Regions from separate parts of the Mus musculus genome. Here regions 2 and 3 are each linked to region 1. Evidence: chromatin loops called from intact Hi-C (ENCODE). Cell type or tissue: heart. All regions are shown on one strand.

The links. Peaks named below come from ENCODE experiments on the same cell type or tissue, not always from the same donor. Only the 100,000 strongest peaks of a DNase experiment are listed, where the experiment ranks them.
Region 2: it touches region 1 in a loop (2.1-fold over the local background); 1 of 42 quality-filtered maps calls a loop at or near these places.
Region 3: a loop joins it to region 1, with 1.8 times the contacts of the local background. A loop is called at or near these places in 1 of 42 quality-filtered maps.

Annotation. Positions count from the first base shown.
Region 1 is chr4:98,816,347-98,818,846 of GRCm38, reverse strand. It overlaps Kank4 (KN motif and ankyrin repeat domains 4), which reads left to right and starts at 1,310. Exons shown (of 10, transcript NM_172872.3): 1 at 1,310-1,421. I0C0044D17Rik (RIKEN cDNA I0C0044D17 gene) reads left to right here. Exons shown (of 3, transcript NR_151512.1): 3 at 1-372. In heart, no CTCF peak of the experiment used is centred here; a DNase peak (open chromatin) is centred at 1,156; H3K4me3 peaks cover 1,576 bases; H3K27ac peaks cover 914 bases; H3K27me3 peaks cover 1,393 bases.
Region 2 is chr4:98,731,460-98,733,959 of GRCm38, reverse strand. It overlaps L1td1 (LINE-1 type transposase domain containing 1), which reads right to left. Exons shown (of 5, transcript NM_001081202.1): 3 at 1-817. The coding sequence starts at 757. Among named protein-coding and RNA genes, the nearest start is that of L1td1, 6.0 kb to the right of the region's middle. In heart, no CTCF peak of the experiment used is centred here; no DNase peak of the experiment used is centred here.
Region 3 is chr4:98,761,271-98,763,770 of GRCm38, reverse strand. It overlaps Kank4 (KN motif and ankyrin repeat domains 4), which reads left to right. Exons shown (of 10, transcript NM_172872.3): 9 at 2,168-2,368. Among named protein-coding and RNA genes, the nearest start is that of Kank4os, 31 kb to the left of the region's middle. In heart, no CTCF peak of the experiment used is centred here; no DNase peak of the experiment used is centred here.

The DNA.
Region 1 (2,500 bases):
ACCAGTTGTGAGCCATCATTCCAACGCTGGGAATCAAACCTGGGTCCTCTGCAAGAGCGGCATTTTAAAAATGAGGTGTCGGAAAAAATAGAGACCTCACTTAAATGTCTGGGTTTCTGGCTTCTCTGGGAAAATGAGCCGCTCCTGTCATATTCCTTCCTTTCACCGGATGAGGATAACCCAGCAGGCCTTAGTAGGCAGAGTCTGAGGCTGCTCTCCCTTGGGCCACAGACCCTCCCCCAACTCCTATTTGGGCTCCAGCACTGAGGCCATCATTCCCATTTGTTACTGCTATCATGAAAGCTTCGTGGAAATGAAGTCATCCTAATAACTATGTTTCTGTCGAAACGGAAATTAAATGTCTCTTGATTCAAATTATCTGTCCCATCTGGGTCACGATGTCAAAAATAAAACTCCTTGGGCTGCTTTCTGGGCATGGATTCTAGGAAGGTGGGCCAGGGGAGGTCACAGCTGGACTCTGGATACCTGCCAGCTGCCATCTCCTTCCCTCCCCCTTCTGTTGGTCCTCTCTGTGAGGGGTTAGGAGAAACCACTCCACTTCTCTTTCCAGGTGTTGGCCCAAGTGGTCCTTAGCTATCTGTCCATTCAAGCTTAGTAACTTTTAATTGGTACAAAGCTGCTGTGGAGATGGGTGTATGAAGAGAAGACGGATTTTTATGTGGAGCTGAAACATGGATTTGGAAGGAAATTGGAAGGGAAATGGCTTAGGAGACATCTAAGTCCTGTTGTGAACGACTCTCACACCCCCACACTGGGGCTAGGACCCCACTGCTCACAGGATCTCAGTTGTCAGGCCTTGGTTCGTGTTCTGATTTGGGCAGTTATTACCCTTACCCTGTCTGATACTGTTTCTCCACCATGGTGGGGACGGAAACGTCTAGACTCCAGAGTCTAGACAAACTTAGAAAAACGCACGGGGGAGCCCTGGGGAAATCTGGAAAGCGCCTTACACAGGCTGAGACTTTTCTGGTTTCTTTTCCAAAAGTTTTTCTTCTTAACTCTGTCCAAGGCTAAGACCCTCCCCTCGGTGTCGCAATTCTGCCCCTTCCTATACACCAAAGCCCGCGCCGCGTCAGGAAGGCGGGGACTCGGGTGGCGGCGGCGAGGATCCGGCTCCTGCGCTCCCAGTCCCGCAGCTGGCGCGGTAGGTGTGCCCACAGCTAGTGCGTCCCGGCTCCAGGCCCAGCCCGGCGACCTGAGGGCGCCCGGAGGGTGTGCGCGCCCGGGACAGCAGGGTGCGGCGGCGCGCGGTGCGTGCCGGACGCGGACGGTGCAGAGGAAGGAGGATCGTGCCACTGAAGACCGTGCAGCTGCAGCTGCGTGCACCCCGAAGCCGGGTGGGAGCTCGCGTTGCTCCTGCACAGCGGTCGCTTCCTGCCAGAACCCCGCGGTTCCCCAAGGTAAGTGGTCTGGCGTCCTCTCGCCCCGGACACACGCCCCGCGCGACCCAGGCTGCGCCCGCTGCGCTCCGCGACCCCTGCTAGCGCCGCGTCCCTGCAGAGGCTGCGGCAGCCTGAGCCGGGAGTCCGGAGGGTCGGGGAAGGAGGGTACCCGCTCTTGCTTTCCAGCTCTGGGTACTAGGGAGACCGTAGAAGGGGGATCTCGTCGTCCTTGAGACTCAGGTGGTGCAGACCCTCGCAGCTGTCCTCAGACGGACGCTGCGGTCCTGGATGCAGCTTACGGGACTGGGGGCGCCTCCCGGCTGGCTTACAGGACTACCTTAAATATCGCCGAGTCTCTTTCATTTTGCAAAACATCGCGCCTGTTCCCCAGCCCGCACCTCCCTCCTCCTAGGTGAAGTTTCTAGAGCTATGATGGGATGCGACCTTGGGCAGAGGGAGGAGGGCTGCCCTGCATCTGTGTGCTAGGCGCTGGCTGAGGATACTTTGCCAAGCCCATGTGCCTCTTGGTTAGCTCTCCTCCCCTCCCCATCTTCTTTAAGGTCAAATCTTTGACCCCAGAACTTTGTCGCTGCAGACTGACCAGTTACAGACAGGAGCTGAAAAGTCCATGCATTCTACGCTTGGCTGGAACCTACTCTCATCGTGCTACCCTGGGCTGCAGAAAACCAGACTACTACTTCCCAAGCATCCTGGGATACAGACTTGTAAGACCAGGGTGGGCATTTTCCAGGAGAAAGAGGCTATTCCATTTCAAGGATGTCCTCTGAGGCTTGTGCAAAGTCTTATGCAAACAGGACCAGGGGAGAATCACCTGCAGCCAGTGATGGGGTTACAGCCAAGAGAGAAGGCATCTCTAGTTTAAAGTGCAATCCCGGAGGACCTACCTGAGTAAACCAAATTGGGCTCCTTAGCTTCTCAAGACAGGGCACAGAAAAGCATGTTGCTTCCCAAGGAAGCAGAAGTGGGGTCCACTTTGGCATTGCCCTTAAAGTCCAGCCTCCTACCTCAAGGAGGCGTGATGTGTCTCAGGGACAGTGTGTTGTAGGAATGATGTAAAAGCCAGAGAAAAAGCACAC
Region 2 (2,500 bases), 85 kb after region 1:
AAACGTTCGCCTCCCCATCACACTTAAATGCCAACTTCACGGAGCACTGCAGCTCAGGCTCCAACTCCTTTTCTTTCAGAAGGCGGAAGACTTGGCTCCACTGCCTGCCGACATCCAGCGTGGCTGCCGAGAAGTCAGCAGCCAGCCTTAGGGTGGCTCCGGCGCCTCCTTCGGGCGGGCTCTCTTTGGGGGCCTTGAGACGATTCTCTTCACTCTGACAGCTGGCTTCTCGGGCTGGCTTCTCATTCGCATTCTTCCAGTCTACAAGGCTGCTGCTCTCTCCACACCTGCCATGTTCCCCACGCAGGGCTTCTCCCCCTCTCTCTAGTGATGATTTCAGGACATGGCTGCTGTTGAGTGGTTTAGCTTTGTCCTGCTTACCCTTCTTGCTTCTCACAGTCAGGTTTTCAGTGTCCTCGTCTGTTCCAGAACTTAACTCTTCCACTTTCTCTCCTGGCTTTGGCCTTTCCGAGATTGCATCTCCTTCTTGCTGCCCTATCCGCTCTTCCAAATGCTTCACCCAAGGTGCTGTTCGTTTTAACAGCATTTCCTTTATATCGTTTTTATAGGTTTCTCTCATCTCTGCAAACATCACCTCTTGCATTTCCATTAAAGCATTAAACTGCTTCATCATGGATGCAGGTACTTCGCTGTGCTTTAAGCACAGAGATGTGGCCGTTTTTCTCTCCCTGTCTGCCGACAGCTTTTCTTTCCGCTCCTTTTGAAGCCTGGCTGCTTTGGACTGCACGCCCGACATGGTGGATACACTGACACAAAGCGCACCTTTTCCTGGCGAGAGCGTCAGAAGTTCAAAATCCTAAAAGGAAAAAAAGTCATCTGAAATATAAACAAATGAAAATGTTCTTACTGAGTTTTACTGAGAAACTTGGCAAGAATAAGCACACTTAATACTATGCTATGTGTATCCATAGACCTTTATTATAAAGTATAAAGGGTCACTAATGTGATGTGCTCCTGGAGATGCTAACAAGGAAAAAAAGTCAGAACTCACAACTTATGCATGCTGACTAAAGCCCATTGAGAGGTGGGCTTGCCTGCAGTTCCGTCTAATTAGGAGAGCAAGGAAGGGGCCCAGGAGTTGGTGGTGAGATAGGCAGCATAGTGAGACTTCCATCTCAGCAGCTGGGCAATAGAGCACACACACAGTTCTAAAAAAGCAACATGAAAGAGAGCACTGGCAAGCTGGGCACGGTGGCTCACGCCGTCAATCCCAGCACTCCAGAGGTGAGGGTTGGTGGCTTTCAAGGCAAGTCTGGTCTACAGAGCTACACAAGGAGACCCTGTCTTTAAAAAGAAAGCTGATAAGTAAGAGGATGGTGCCTACCAGTGTGCGTTTGATTCCTGGGACTCACATGAAAGGACTCACAAATTTTACAAGTTGTCCTCTGTAGCTAAATATGCAGCAGAGGATGGCCTAGTTGGACATCAATGGGAGGAGAGGCCCTTGGTCCTGTGAAGGTTCTATGCTCCAGTATAGGGGAATGCCAGGGCCAGAAAGCAGGAGTGGGTGGGTTGGGGAGCAGGGGAGGGCATAGGGGATTTTTAGAGGGAAACTAGGAAAGGGGAAAACATTTGAAATGTAAATAAAGAAAATATCTAATAAAAAAAATAAAAACTAAAAAAAGGTAGTGTCTTCCCATATCCTTTATGATTGCAACTTTCTATAAATGTATTAGCCAAAATCAAAACAAAACAAAAACAAATTGTCCTCATATAAAATAAAACAAAACATATAAAGTATAAATAAATAAAATAACAAAACATATAATGAGATATAACAAAAATAAATTTAAAAAAAATGAATGGAAAGGTAAAAAGTTGTGTGTACCACAAACAAAAGTTTTGAGGTTGACCTAAGAACATTACTTTTTTCCAGAGTGAAAAATGTTAGATACTTCCTGAAGGAGTCAAAATAAATCCCATTCCCCTTTCTCCTCCCAAAGGCCCAATCTGTACTGACAGGCCCTTAGACTGACTAGCCAGGCAGTGGTGCCCGCCCGCCTTTGATCCCAGCACTTAGGAGACAGAGGTGGGACGATCTCTGGGAGTTTGAGGCCAGCCTGGTCTACAGAGCAGGTCAGCCACAGCTAAACAGAGAAACCTCATCTCAAAAACCAAAATAGATCCTTAGACTGTGGATTCAAGTTAGAGCTGGAAGGGAAAGGCTAGTCCATTTCAACAACAGCATTTAATACGGATGGGTGTGTGTATAATACTCCCACTGATAGTTTTTAAAAAAATGGCGTTTAAGCCGGGCAATGGTGGTGCACCCCTTTAATCCCAGCACTTGGGAGGTGGAGGCAAGCCAATTTCTGAGTTCGAGGTCAGCCTGGTCTACAGAGTGAGCTCCAGGATAGCCAGGGCTACACAGAGAAACCCTGTCTGGGGGGAAGCCTTTTAGATATGTAAAAGGAGCTTAGTCAGGCTGCACCTGATAACCAGAACTCAGTGACATTACTAGCTCACAGGCCTAGAACAC
Region 3 (2,500 bases), 55 kb after region 1:
GGATGCTCTTCCAGAGGACCCAGATTTGATTTCCAGCATCCACGTGGCTGTTCACAACCATCTATCCAGTTCCAGGGAATCTGATGCCTTCTTTTGACCTCCTAGACTTACATGCAGGCAAAACACATAAAACAGTAATAATAAAAATGTTTTAAGCCAGGCGGTGGTGGCGCACACCTTTAATCCCAGCACTTGGGAGGCAGAGGCAGGCAGATTTCTGAGTTTGAGGCCAGCCTGGTCTACAGAGTGAGTTCCAGGACAGCCAGGGCTACACAGAGAAACCCTGTCTCGAAAAACCAAAAAAAAAAAAAAAAAAAAAAAAAGTTTTAATAATTGTGTTGAGCTCTACTCTTTTGGGAGTGAACTGAGAGTCTCTGAGGGAGGGATACATCTTCATATTTCCAGGGTCACCCCAGGGTCTGGTATACACTTGGAAATGGCCAATTACTGAGCCAAATTGTATTAATCTAGACCAGAAGAAAGATAAGGAAGCCCCAGAGTTGAGCAGAGAGGCAATAAGAAGGCTCTCTGCAGTGGCACCTGGCCACAGAACACCTAGTCATTCCTACACTCACTAACTAAGCAACTGCTACACACTGTCATCTGTAACCTCCACAGAGATATGGCAGTGGACACTTACCTACCTTGCTAAACCCTTGGGTCTTTCCTCAGCCCCACAAGGCAGGTTGTGTACTAACTGTCCCAGTCCTCCCACATCAAGAGATGGTCCTCCCGCATCAGGAGACGGTACAGAGATGAACTTGCATGTGTCTAGCCCACACAAGTGCTGCGTGGCAGAGCCAGGAAATTTCAGACTGCAAATCCTTTTTATTTATTTATTTTTATTTTTTCTAATCACTGCCAAGGTGATTAGAACTTACACCAGCAACATGTCCTCAGTGCTTTTGACCTGAAAGACATTGTTTAGAGGAGCAGTTCCTAACCTGTGGGTCAAGACCCCTTTAGGGTAGAATGACTTTTTCACAAGGGTTATATAAGACCATTGGAAAACACTGATGTATACTTTATGATTCATAAAAGTAGTAAAATTACAGTTATGAAGTAGCAACAAAAATAACTTTATGGTTGGGGTCAGGACAACATGAGAAACTGTGCAAAGAGCCAAAGCCTTAGGAAGGTAGAGGACCACTGGTTTAAAGCTACAGGGGATCTGGAGGGAGAGAAGGCGTAGACCTTGTCTTATTCTTAGGAACCTGATATCCCAAGAGAGAGATGAGCCTTTAAAAAGTTTAGCAAAACACAGTAAGTCATAGGGTAAGGCTGAACGAAAACAGGAATATATAACAGACCTGTGCAAATAAGAAATAAATGCCACTTTATAATCAGAAAAATTACCACCTCATGTTACTGTATTTATATACTTTATTTCTCTCAATTTTCTCAAGAGTCACATAAAGCACACAGGAAAAATAATAAGATGAATTTTCAAGCACAGAAAAATGAGAATTCAGGGAAAACAGAAACCTGGCATGGTCCCACATTAAATTGCAGAGACAGAACTTGGATTAATTCTCTGAGTCTAGTCCATTGCTATGCCCACTGATGACCATGGGAATATAAAAGAGAACCACACTGTCACTGGTCCCAGGTTAGAAACAATACGGGGTCTGCAAATGATAAGAGGGTTCTGGGTATCCTTACACAAAACCCAAGAGGCATCAAGCAGACTGAGGCTTCCCAGAGAAAGGAGGCATGGGCTAAAGCCACAGCCTTCATCCACTCCATCTGTCACTGCTTCCCATCACATACTTGGTGCTAGGCCTTGGGGAGTCTGACACAAAAACTAAGATTCCTGGGGGGTGGTCCAGTAGCAGTGCATTTGTCTAGCTCGTGTGGTACCCTGAAGCTAATCCTCTGTACTACAAAGAGCAAAAGCAAAGAAGAGCAGTCCCCAGCGTCAACTTCTCAGCCCCTCAGCGACAAAGGAAACTGGGAAGCAATCAGTAAGAGCTCTGGGATCCTGTCCATGCTGGGAAGCCAGGCAAGGCTTTGGAAAGGGCAAAGGATTTGATCAGAGTCATGGGAAAACAGAAGTTAGCCAGAAAGAAAAGGATGTGTCCTGTGTCACAGGCAGAGGGACGATCTAATCAATGGCCATTCCCTTGAGAAGTTTTGCTCCAGCTTGTGGCTGTCACTCTGTGTGCAGGGAGGACAGACTGCACTGATGTTAGGAGTCAGCCACGACCGGGAGGACATGGTCCAAGCACTACTGAGCTGCCAGGCAGATGTCAACCTGCAGGACAATGATGGATCTTCCGCCCTCATGCTGGCCTGTCACCAAGGCAACGCCGACCTGGTACGACTGCTCCTGGCACACCCAGCCTGCAACAGCAGCCTGACTGACAAGGTAAGATGTACAGGCAGTTAACCAGTAGGTATTTAACACCTGCCCTGAAAAGTGTCTTGTCAACCATCAGAATTCAGGAAACCATATGGACGTAGCAATAAAGTCAACTTCCTAAGGCAGGCGTAAGCTTTA